Linked DNA regions of Homo sapiens: region 1 is linked to region 2. Evidence: chromatin contacts called from ENCODE Hi-C or POLR2A ChIA-PET data. All regions are on one chromosome and are shown on one strand. The core of a region is the stretch at or near the end of the contact, and the rest is flanking DNA. Distances in the headings are between cores, read along the strand shown. Region 1 holds the start of DNAJC4 (DnaJ heat shock protein family (Hsp40) member C4). Region 2 holds the start of WDR74 (WD repeat domain 74).

The links. A loop is a pair of places that touch in the nucleus more often than their neighbours do. ChIA-PET counts read pairs that join two places held with the same protein, here RNA polymerase II (POLR2A). Pooled maps may share reads with other maps.
Region 1: a loop to region 2 is called in a pooled map, with 4 times the contacts of the local background. The contact joins the promoter of DNAJC4 here to the promoter of WDR74 in region 2. A Hi-C loop is called at or near these places in 4 of 37 single-sample maps with no recorded cell type and 10 of 50 pooled maps. POLR2A ChIA-PET finds 5 or more read pairs at or near these places in 4 of 52 experiments (BJ, CD4-positive, alpha-beta memory T cell, activated naive CD8-positive, alpha-beta T cell and 1 more).

The regions. Positions count from the first base shown.
Region 1 is chr11:64,226,679-64,231,797 of GRCh38, reverse strand. It overlaps DNAJC4 (DnaJ heat shock protein family (Hsp40) member C4), which reads right to left and starts at 1,250. Exons shown (of 6, transcript NM_005528.4): 1 at 858-1,250. The coding sequence starts at 943. NUDT22 (nudix hydrolase 22) reads right to left here. Exons shown (of 6, transcript NM_032344.4): 2 at 4,666-5,119; 3 at 4,132-4,230; 4 at 2,454-2,551; 5 at 2,227-2,320; 6 at 1,782-1,948. The coding sequence ends at 1,808. It overlaps LOC124902687 (a long non-coding RNA gene), which reads left to right and starts at 428. Exons shown (of 2, transcript XR_007062713.1): 1 at 428-630; 2 at 1,761-2,652. RefSeq lists a silencer at 850-909 and enhancers at 4,346-4,863, 4,864-5,119.
Region 2 is chr11:62,834,597-62,841,114 of GRCh38, reverse strand. It overlaps WDR74 (WD repeat domain 74), which reads left to right and starts at 1,525. Exons shown (of 11, transcript NM_001369450.1): 1 at 1,525-1,608; 2 at 1,687-1,793; 3 at 1,880-2,001; 4 at 5,079-5,154; 5 at 5,274-5,420; 6 at 5,583-5,684. The coding sequence starts at 1,545. RefSeq lists a silencer at 152-201 and enhancers at 332-501, 1,132-1,271, 1,342-1,681, 1,742-1,861, 1,972-2,101.

The DNA.
Region 1 (5,119 bases), core at 1-2,500, 1.4 Mb before region 2:
CACCCTTCAACTCAGCCACCAGGAGCTGACAGGGCTGAAACAGGTCCCAGGACAGATCTGTCTCCAGATCAGCACCCCCTTTGGAGTGTTTCAGGCATAGTGCAGGTCAGGATTTCTCAAAGTGGAGTCCAAAAACTTGTTGGAAAAAACTGATTCCTGGACAGGCGCGGTGGCTCACGCCTGTAATCCAGCATTTTGGGAGGCCGAGGAGGGCGGATCACCTGAGGTCGGGAGTTCAAGACCAGCCTGACTAACATGGAGAAACCCTGTCTCTCCTAAAAATACAAAATTAGCCGGGCGTGGTGGTGCATGCCCGTAATCCCAGCTACTCGGGAGGCTGAGGCAGGAGAATCGCTTGAACCCGGGAGGCGGAGGTTGTGGTGAGCCGAGATTGCTCCATTGCACTCCAGCCTGGGCAACGAGCGAAACTCCATCTCAAAAAAAAAAAAAAAAAAGGAAAAAGAGAAAGAAACTGATTCCTGACCCCCACCCAATTGATTCCTCCAGTTCAGAATCTCCAGAGCAGAGCCCAGGAATCTGGATTTTGTACCCGACACCTCCCCATCTCCCACCCCCCACAGAGGGTTATGCACAGTGATACAGCGATGCTTGGAAACCACTAGAGCTGTGGTAAGAGCGTTGGGTTTGACCTGGACTCAAACTTCCTCCTCTGCCGCTTAAATCGGTGTATGACCTTGGGGGTCTTCTCTATCTCTGATCCTCAGCAGGGAAGGCGAGGGTTACCTGAGACAAACCTGGGAGCCTCCTGACACGGAGTAGAGACCACAACTAACTCAGCACGTAGGGCAAACAGAAACCCATTGAACAACCGGGCCGGCCCCCCGCGCCCAACTCACCGCTGCCCGGCGGCCGCTCCGAGGAGCCGGGAGGGAGGGTTGCGGGGCCACAGCCGGCACAGGCGCAGGGGCAGTAAGGGCGGCATGGCGGCGGGCGGGCAGCTGGGAAAGGAGGCTACCAAGAGCGCATTGGACCAGGATGGGGCTAGACTTCAAGCACCCGGGGGCAGAGGGAAGGGGCCTGGCCCGTTGTTCTGCAAAGGAAGACTGAAGCAGGCCCGGAGAGGGGGCGGTTCTTGCCCAGGACCAGACCCGCGTGTCCTTGGACCTGCCCCTTCCTCTGACCCGGGCATCCGCAGCCCTTCCCAGCGCTGGCTTCGGGGTCTGGCCACCCAGCCAGGGACCCCAAGACCCCGTTCCCACCCAGGGAACTTGGGGACGGGAGAAGGAGGGGCCACAACCAGGCCCCGCCCCCGCTGCTCACAGACCCGCGGCCGTCGCCATTTCCTGCGTCTATTCAGGCCCCGCCCTCACATTCTCATTGGCGTGGATGCCAAGACCACGTCCACCTGTCAGGAAAAAAAAAAAAATCGGTGGAGACCCCGCCCCTACATGTCTATTGGCCTTTGGTGCCTCCGGTCCCCCAGCCTGCGGACTCGCTGGACAGGCGCGGGCGCCCACCTGGGGAGCGGGCGGGACAGAGCCCGCTCTCTGCGGCTTTGTGACGTTTTCGGCCCGGCCACCGTGTCTCCGTTCCGCTGTTGCTCCCCTCTGCAGCGAGGTATATCTTACGGAGCTGCTTCCGCCCCGGAGCCTCTCTGGAGCCAGCAAAGAAAGGGAGGCACAGTTCTTATCCCCTGCTTGCAGAGGGGGACACAGGCTGGGCGGGTTTTTTTTTTTTTTTTTCCCAAGTCACTTGTCCTGCCTTACACACTCAGGGCCCATTGCTCCTCTCTGTTACAGAAATAGCAGATGCCAACGGAATCCAAGAATAAAGTCGTTTATTATTTTCAGAGCGGCGGGAGTAGGGCTGGGGACCCTAGGGCCGCTCCAGTGGGACTTCCCTGAACCCGGTTGTAGAGGATGATGGCGCCTTTGGCCGAGGGGCAGAGTTCAGCCCACATCTCCGTCTCGAGCAATCTCTGCACGTTCTGTGGGGAGACAACGAGACCCAGGCATTCAAGCTTGCCACTTCTCCTGCCAGGGCTGTGCCCAGAATTCCTGAGCCTCAGAGACCTCTGCACTGTCCTTAGGGAGGCATGTTAAGGGGCTGAACATGTCCCTGGACCTTTCCCTTGCACTGAGGGCAAATCTTGTGACTCTGGAGGGAATTGTGACCCAGCCAACACCTCCCCTACAAGATATGCATTGCCAGGCCTCTGCAGGCCCCAGCCCTGGCCTCCAAGCAAGATGGTTTGTCACTCTGCACCTGTGTCTCCACAAAGAAGATTCCTGTAGACTCGTGGGCCTCGGGTCCCCCACTCAGGTAGTGCTTCCTCACCTGCTCAGAAGTCAGGCTGCACCTGGACAAGAACACAAGGGTGGCTTAGTGGGTGACCAGCCCCTGCGGGGTACCTGTGGAGCCACAGCTGCCTCAGCCCACTCCTCACCACCCACCTTCCCAAGACCCAGGATCATGTACCCGAGCCTACTCACTGGACATAGAACTCGGCACTGGCTCGGCCAGCACTGGTCTCATTTCGGGCGATGCCCAACAGCAGGGGCTGGCTCAGGGTGAGCAGCGGCAGGTTCACCTGCGGTGGAGGGTGGGGTGGGGGGAGGTCCCACCTATCAATGCCACTGCCCACATCCCTGCCCGTCTCAATGAAAAACCGCCTGTTACCTGTGTACAGCATTTTATAGCTTGTAGATCAAGGACCCAGCATTACAGAATGTCAGATGATGGGCATGTTTGTTTTACAGGTACACCAAAACCAGAGAGATTGAACACGTTGCCCAAGGTCACCCAAGAGAAGTCAATTTAGTGACTGGGACTCCCACTTACTCCTTTTTCTTTTTTTCTTTTTTTGAGATGGAGTCTCGCTCTGTCGCCCAGGCTGGAGTACAGTGGCACGATCTCAGCTCACTGCAACCTCTGCCTCCCAGGTTAAAGTGATTCTCCTGCCTCAGCCTCCTGAGTAGCTGGGATTACAGGTGCACGCCACAACGCCTGGCTAATTTTTTGTATTTTTAGTAGAGATGGGGTTTCTCCATGTTGGCCAGGCTGGTCTCGAACTCCTGACCTCAGGTGATCCGCTGGCCTTGGCCTCCCAAAGTGCTGGGATTACAGGTGTGAGCCACCACACCCTGCCACACTTACTCCTTTTTCTTTTTTTTGAGACGGAGTCTCGCTTTGTCGCCCAGGCTGAAGTGCAGTGGCGCGATTTCGGCTCACTGCAACCTCCGCCTCCCGGGTTCACGCCATTCTCCTGCCTCAGCCTCCTGAGTAGCTGGGACTACAGGTGCCCGCCACCACGCCCGGCTAACTTTTGGTATTTTTAGTAAAGTCAGGGTTTCACCGTGTTAGCCAGGATGGTCTTGATCTCCTGACCTTGTGATCTGCCCACCTCAGCCTCCCAAAGTGCTGGGATTACAGGCATGAGCCACGGCGCCCGGCCACTTACTCCTTTTTCAACAGACTTGGGGAGTAGGCAAGATATTTATCATTGTTTCCATTGAAAAGAAGAATCCTTGGCGGGGCAAGGCATGAGAATCACTTGAACCCAGGAGGCGAAGGTTGCAGTGAGCCGATATGCCACCACTGCACTAGCCTGGGCAACAGAGCAAGACTCTGTCTCAAAAAGAAAAAAAAAAAAAAGAAGAAGAATCCGGCCTGGTGCAGTGGCTCACACCTGTAATCCCAGCACTTTTGGAGGCTGAGGCAGGCAGATCACGAGGTCAGGAGATCAAGACCATCCTGGCTAACAAGGTGAAACCCCATCTCTACTAAAAATACAAAAAAAATTAGCCAGGCATGGTGGCGGATGCCTGTAGTCCCAGCTACTCAGGAGGCTGAGGTAGGAGAATGGCGTGAACCCGGGAGGTGGAGCTTGCAGTGAGCAGAGATCGTGCCACTGCATTCCAGCCTGGGCAACAGAGCGAGACTCTGTCTAAAAAAAAAAAAAGAAAGAAAAAAGAAAAGAAGAAGAATCCAAGGCAGAGGGTACTGAGGGCTAGAATTCCACTCCAAGTATGTATAGCTGCAAAGCCAACTTCTTCCCTCATTGCTGGCCAGATGCCTGCAGGCCTCCTGCCAGCCCAGACCTGTAGAATTCTGGCAAGTCCTACCCCCTCCCTTCATGTCTACCACCCTGTCCAGGTCAACCTCACTCACCTCATCACAGATCTCCTGAAGGACACTGGAAAAGAGTTCATGTACCACCAGCTGCCCAGCGAGGTCCTGGTGCTGGGGGCTGCCACCAGGGCACAGGGCCTGTGAGAGGTCAGGCTCAGCCCCTGCTCCCCACCTCTTCCCCCTGCCCCATCTCAGGACCAGCAAGCCTATACCTGCTGGCCTTGAGGGTCTGATGTGGCACAGTGTAAGAGAGTTAGTGATCCTGAGTCTGGTGTCCTTTCCCTGACAGACAACCAGAGGTCCAGCTTCAAAGGAGATACACAGGGGGCAGGGGTGGAGTAGGGCATCTTCTTCCTGTGCCCAATCTTTCCTCCCGTGTTTTCTAGTTTCTCACAGGACTGGGGCAGGGGTCAGTGGGGAGGCAGGTGGACTGCCCTGAGCAAACTTCCAGAGAAATACCAGGCCAATTTTCCCTTTAAGGAATGAGGAAACCAAAGCTGGGAGGATTGGGAGGGTGGAGAGCTGCAGCTCCCTTGAGCTGTCTGGGTCTTTGTGCCCAGCCTGGAATCTCACCTGAGGCTCAGGGTGCCCACCAGGTACGTCCACCAGCCCAGGGGCCTCAGCCACCTGCCGGGAGCGGCGCAGGAAGACAAGGAAGTCATCGGCTGTGGCTAGTGCAGCGCCCACCCCCAGTGGGTCCGCCAGATAGGCCTGCGTGTCACCCCAGTCGGTGGCACCCTGCTGTCGCAGCCAGGCAGCTGAGCTGGACCAGTTGGTGCCCAGGAAGTCTCGGTAGGAAGTAAGGCCCAGGCGCAGGAGCAGCTGTGGCCCCCGAGAGCCAATAGGCGCCAGGGTGGCTGAGTGCAGGCGGAACTTGGGGGCGTCGAAGAGCCAGGGTTGGGCCTTTAGCCGGGTCTCCCAGATGGCAGTGATGGCCTCGTCCCCACCTGGCAGTGGGCGACGGTCATGGGCGGGGCTCAGCTCGGCCTGTATCTGCTCCTGGGGCAGGCCCCCGCCAGGGCACTGC
Region 2 (6,518 bases), core at 276-2,775:
CATCTCTTGACCTTGTGATCCGCCCGCTTCAGCCTCCCAAAGTGCTGGGAATACAGGCGTGAGCCACCGCGCCCGGCCTGTTTTGTATTTTTAGTGGAGACAGGGTTTCACAACGTGTTAACCAGGATGGTCTCGATCTCCTGAGCTCGTGATCCGCCCGCCTCGGCCTCCCAAAGTGGTGGGATTACAGGCGTGAGCCACCGCGCCCGGCCTGGTTTCGCGTTTGATGTGTTAAACCTAGGTCGCGCTCGGGGTTTCAAGCGTGAAATCCTAGCACTTCGGGAGGTTGGGGCGGGCGGATTGGGTAATTCCAGCCTGACTAACATGGTGTGAAAAATCCCGTCTTCACTAAAAAACCAAAAGAAAAGTGAATCAGGCCTGGTGGCGGGCGCTCTAGCCTGAGAGACAGAGCAAGATTCCATCTCAAAAAATAAATAAATCTTCGCGTTAGATAAAGGGTTTACTTGTAAACTGGTAATTTGTTGCTTTTCTGTGTTAATCTCTAGGTAAAGTAGCGACTTCCCTCTCCTATTTACGCATGCGCTATTACTGTATTTCTACTGAGCGATGACTTTCTCTGCGTTTCTCATGTAGCATAGCACAGAGTACTTTTAGTTGTTTTTGTTTTTTTTTTTTGAGACGGAGTCTCTGACGCCCAGGCTGGAGTGCAGTGGCGCAATCTCGGCTCACTGCAAGCTCCTCCTCCCGGGTTCACGCCATTCTCCTGCCTCAGCCTCCGGAGTAGCTGGGACTACAGGCGCCCGCCACCACGCCCGGCTAGTTTTGTTTTTGTATGTTTAGTAGAGACGGGGATTCACCGTGTTAGCCAAGATGGTCTCGATCTCCTGACCTCATGATCCGCCCGCCTCGGCCTCCCAAAGTGCTGGGATTACAGGCGTGAGCCACCGCGCCTCGCTGTCCGCCTCTTGAAGAGTAAACGAGGCCGGGCGCGGTGGTTTAGTAATACCAGCTGTAATCCCAGCTACTTGGGAGGCTGAGGCAGAAGAATCGCTTGAACCCGGGAGGCGGAGGTTGAGGTGAGAGGAGATCGCGCCATTGCACTCCAGCCTGGGCAACAAGGGCGAAGTTCTCTCAAAAGAAAAAAAAAATCGTCGGTTTCCTTTTCCCATCTTTCTTTCGTGACTTATATTCCAGAACGAAGCCCCACACATCATTAATGATTTGAATCGTTTCTAAAGTGTTTCTTAAATCGTTTCTTAAATCGTTTGTTGTTTCTTGTCTAACAGTCCAGAACACATATTACATAATGGAGCCGGGAGACAGACTAGGGCTGGCTTGATCCGGCCACGCAGTCCAGGAAAGGTGCTTTTCACCCCCAAGTGCAAAATGATCAATGTATTCTTCCGATCTACATAAACAAGCACCTCCTGGTTTCATTTTCGTAAAGCAAAACAAGCATGGAAGCTTTACTGTTTCGGCTCTTCAAACTTCCAGCAACTACACTGCGCTGCATCGGACTCGACGCCCGCTGGTGACGCACACGCTGCGCCGGAAGTGTGAACTGTCTGCCTCCAGGCTTTGTCATGGCGGCTGCTGCTGCACGCTGGAACCATGTGTGGGTCGGCACCGAGACTGGGATCTTGAAAGGTGGGTGGCAGGCTCGGGCGTCGGGAAGTGCAGGGGTGCACTCGCGCCCCTGGCGTGACTGACGCCTTCGTCTCTCAGGGGTAAATCTTCAGCGAAAACAGGCGGCGAACTTCACGGCCGGAGGACAGCCGCGGCGCGAGGAGGCAGTGAGCGCCCTGTGTTGGGGCACCGGCGGCGAGACCCAGGTGAGTGGCCCCTGGTCGGGCCGGAGCTGGGGGCCTGGGGCGCAGCAGCCTCGCTCTCCTCGCCATCTTGCCCTTCTTTGCCGCAGATGCTGGTGGGCTGCGCGGACAGGACGGTGAAGCACTTCAGCACCGAGGATGGCATATTCCAGGGTCAGAGACACTGCCCGGGCGGGGAGGGCATGTTCCGTGGCCTCGCCCAGGCCGACGGGTAAGACCAATCCCCTCGCTAAACTCAGGGCCGAAGGGAGAGCGTTGATGCTCCCTGAGGATACTGGAATGATGGCGACAGGCAAACTCTTAGTGACACGGCTTTGAATGGGTGACAGGGACCTGGGTTTCTGCCTTATGTAGTTCATACCTGTAACACACATTTATTGAACACCTACTGAATTCCAGGCACTGGGAGAAGTACAGGGGCTGCCGGTAAAATTTCTGCCTTCAAAAAGTTCTCATCCTCTAAGGTTTTTCACCTGACTCCATTATAATCCTCTAAGTAACCATGGGCAAGTCATTTAATAGTTTTGTGTGTGTGTGTGTTTGTTTTTTGTTTTTTTTTTTTTTGGAGACGGAGTTTTCGCTCTTGTTGCCCAGGCTGGAGTGCAGTGGCGCGATCTCGGCTCACTGCAACCTCCGCCTCCCGGGTTCAAGCGATACTCCTGCCTCAGCCTCCCAAGTACCTGGGATTACAGGCGTCTGCCACCACGCGCGGCTATTTTTGTATCTTTAGTAGAGACGGGGTTTCACCGTATTGGCTAGGCTGGTCTCGAACTCCTGACCTCAGGTGATCCACCTGCCTCGGACTCCCAAAGTGCTGGGATTACAGGCGTGAGCCACTGTGCCTGCTTGTCATTTAATAGTTTTAAGCAAGGCTGGGTGTGGTGGCTCATGCCTGTCATCCCAGCACTTTGGAAGGCCGAGATAGGTGGATCACTTGAGGTCAGGAGTTCAAGACCAGCCTGGCCAGCACGGTAAAACCCCTTCTCTACTAAAAAAATACAAAAATTATCCGGGTGTGGTGGCTCATGCCTGTAATCCCAGCTACTTGGGAGGCCGAGGCTGGAGAATCGCTTGAATCCGTCCCGCAGAGGTTGCAGTGAGCAGAGATCGCACCAGTGCACTCCAGTCTGTGAAACAGAGCAAGACTCCATCTCAAAAAAAACAACAAAAAAAGTTTTAAGCATGCATTCATTAATTCATTATTAATTCATTTATATTTTTTGAGACAGAGCCTCACTGTGTCACCTAGGCTTGAGTGCAGTGGTGCATTCATGGCTCACTACAGCCTCAACCTCCCGGGGTCAAACGATCCTCCCGCCTCAACCTCCTGAGTACCTGGGACCACAGGCAGGTGTCACCCTGCCCAGCTAAATTTTTAAGTTTTTTATAGAGATGGGGTCTCACTGTGTGCCCAGGCCAGTCTCAAACTCCTGGGCTCAACTTGAGCTCAACCACCAACAAGGTGATGTAGCTCTGAAAGCAAAGATTAGGAAGGTGCTAAGTGGTTGGATGACTGGCCTTGCTTTCTTCCAAAGATGATGAAAGAGGGCTGTGAAGCAGGCTGCATAGGTTTGGTGGTGGTAATTCTGACAGGTGAGGTCTGGAAAGCCTGTGGGGGGGACTGGATGTCTGAACTGGTTCTTGAGGGATGGGTAGAATTTTGACTGGTGGAGAAGGGGATAAGGGTATTCTAGAAAGAGGGTACTGCCTGGGAGAGGCCAAGGACTGGAGGCATGCTACAGGGTACATAAATAGGATAAATAGCATTTGATTTGGAAGTTGATAACAAGGAAGCGTTTTTTTTTTTTTGTTTTTTGTTTTTTTTTTATATACGGAGTCTCACTCTGTTGCCCAGGCTGGAGTGCAGTGGCACAGTCTCGGCTCACTGCAACTTCTGCCTCCCAGGCTCAAGCGATTCTCTTGCCTCAGCCTCCTGAGTAGCTGGGATTACAGGCATCCGCCACCACGCCCAGCTAAGTTTTTTTTGTATTTTTATTAGAGACAGGGTTTCACTATGTTGGCCAGGCTAGTCTGGAACTCCTGACCTCAGGCAATCCGCCCACCTCAGCCTCCCAAAATGCTGGGATTACAGGCGTGAACCACTGCACCCGGCCAAGGAAGCATTTTAATACAAGATGAACACTATATTAGGTTGGGATTAAATGTAAAGGGCTTTAAGTGCTAGGTTGAGAGATGTGCACTTTTATTGGTGTTGGTGAGTTATTCATTTATTGTTTTTGTTTTTCTGAGAGACGGAGTCTTGCTCTGTCACTGAGGCTGAAGTGCAGTGGCATGATCTCGGCTCACTGCAACCTCCACCTCCCTGGTTCAGGCGATTCTCCTGCCTCAACTTCCCAAGTAGCTAGGACTACAGGCATGTACCACCACACCCAGCTAATTTTTGTATTTTTTAGTAGAGACAAGATTTCACTATATGTTGGCCAGGCTGGTCTGGAACTCCTGACCTCAGGTGATCTGCCTGCCTTGGCCTCCCAAAGTGCTGGGATTATAGGCGTGAGCCACTGTGCCTGGCCAAGTTATCAGTTTTTGAATAGGAAGTACCATAGTCAGCACTGGGAGCCTGTAGGAGTATGGAGGATGGATTGGAGACAGCAACTGGGAGACTTTTGCCACAGGTCAGGCAAGTCGATACAGAGCCCGAACCCAGCTAGGGAGGGTTGGCAGGTGTGAGAAAGAACATAGGCGCAGGCTGTGCAGATCCTGGGGAGAGACTTGCTTGGACTTCTCGGGAGGGATATTTTAAGCAAGAGACTGACATTTAGTGCCTGAAACTCAGAGCAAGGAACCCAAGAAGTTGGTGTTTGACTTTGACCAAGCCCTAAATTCAGACCAGCCCTAGTAAGCAACTCAAGATTCAGACAGACCAGTACAGCCAGATGCTAGACATAGCTGTGAACAGCAAAAGCACTCTGGAATATCACAGAGTTGATTTCTAGCTGTGGTTGTAACATAGCTGAGTGGCAAATTAGTTTCTCAGCGCTTCTATTTCCTCACTTGGTAAACCCTCACCCTGTTGAGAAAGTTGAATTAACAGATTAGGAAGCTGGAAGCTGTCAAGCCCTGCCTAGAGCCCAGTGACCTAGAGGCTTCCTTCTAAACTGGACTGTTAGTAGGGAATCTGGTTGATATGAGTTTGGGGCCTAGAGAATACTTTTATACTTTTTTTTTTCTTTAAACATTAGTCAACTGTAGTAGTAAGGAGGAGAGAAAGATTAGAACAAGGAGTTTAAGCACTTAAAAAATCCCAACTCTATCCTTTCTCTGCAGCACCCTCATCACATGTGTGGATTCTGGGATTCTCAGAGTCTGGCATGACAAGGACAAGGACACATCCTCTGACCCAGTGAGGCTCCCCTGCCCTGATGGTTGGGGGAGGTGGGCTGGGGTAGGTGCCTAATGATCACGCTGGGGAAGGGAGGATTAAGGACTCTGGAACGGACTCTTATCTCCTATTCTTTACAGCTCCTGGAACTGAGAGTGGGCCCTGGGGTGTGTAGGATGCGCCAAGACCCAGCACACCCCCATGTGGTTGCCACAGGTGGGAAAGAGAATGCTTTGAAGATATGGGACCTGCAGGGCTCTGAGGAACCTGTGTTCAGGGCCAAGAACGTGAGTGACAAGAGTGTGAAGGAGCTGTTCCTGAAGTCGAGGGAGGCTGAGGCCACTGACGATGCATTAGAGACTAGATGGACTTAGGGGGCGAAGGAGGGCTGAAAACAGGGGCACATCGAGCCCCCCATAGCCCTGTCCTCCATCTGCCCACCCCACCAGGTGCGGAATGACTGGCTGGACTTGCGGGTTCCCATCTGGGACCAGGACATACAGTTTCTCCCAGGATCACAGAAGCTTGTCACCTGCACAGGGTACCACCAGGTAAGGTGTCACCTCACACCTGCCTTCTCCTGGGATAAAGCAGCCTCCTGGAGAAATGGCCCCCACGGTTTGACACAACTGCTCTTCTCACCATTCTGAGTTCAGAGGAGCAAGCGCTTCCCCGTCTGTTCCAACCCTGTCCCTGAGCCCATGACCTTCCTCTACTGTATTCTAGGGTGGAGTTTCCTGAACTATGCCTGTTTTCCTCCCACCTGGAAGAGAGGAAAGGAGAGTGGATCCCCTTCACTGTGGGAATTATAGGGTGCAGGTGTCAGAGGACATTGGGCTGGGTGTTAAGAGAACTGGGTTCTGGTCCTGATGCAGCCTCTCTGATTTGCTTTGGGACCCAGGCCTGAGCCTCCCATCTCTGGCCTCAGCTCCTCAGCTTTACAGGAAGGGCCCGAATGGGGAATCTTTATGGTTTGTCTCATTTGAGGTCTTGAGACACGGGCGGGGCTGGGTCACTGTATTTGTCCTATTTTCTTTGCTTCTGCACATTGAAGTCTGATCTTGGTCATATGCCTCTGCTCAAAACACATATGAGGGCATCCTCTTTCCTCCTTCATTCAGGCTAACCCCTGCTTGAAATTTAGCACCTACTGACTACTAGACCAACTTGCTTTTCTGTCCCTCCATTTCCCCTAGATGGGAGTATGGGGGGATGGAATGCTCACACACTTCCAACCTAGGGGACCTCTCCCCTCAGCTCTGTCCATTTATGCTGCTAAGCAGCTCTCCTGACACCCTGATGCTCAGAGAAGAGGCATACATCTAAGATGAGAAAGTTTCTGGGAGTGGATCATAAATAAGAAAGCAGTGTGCAGGGAGGGGGTG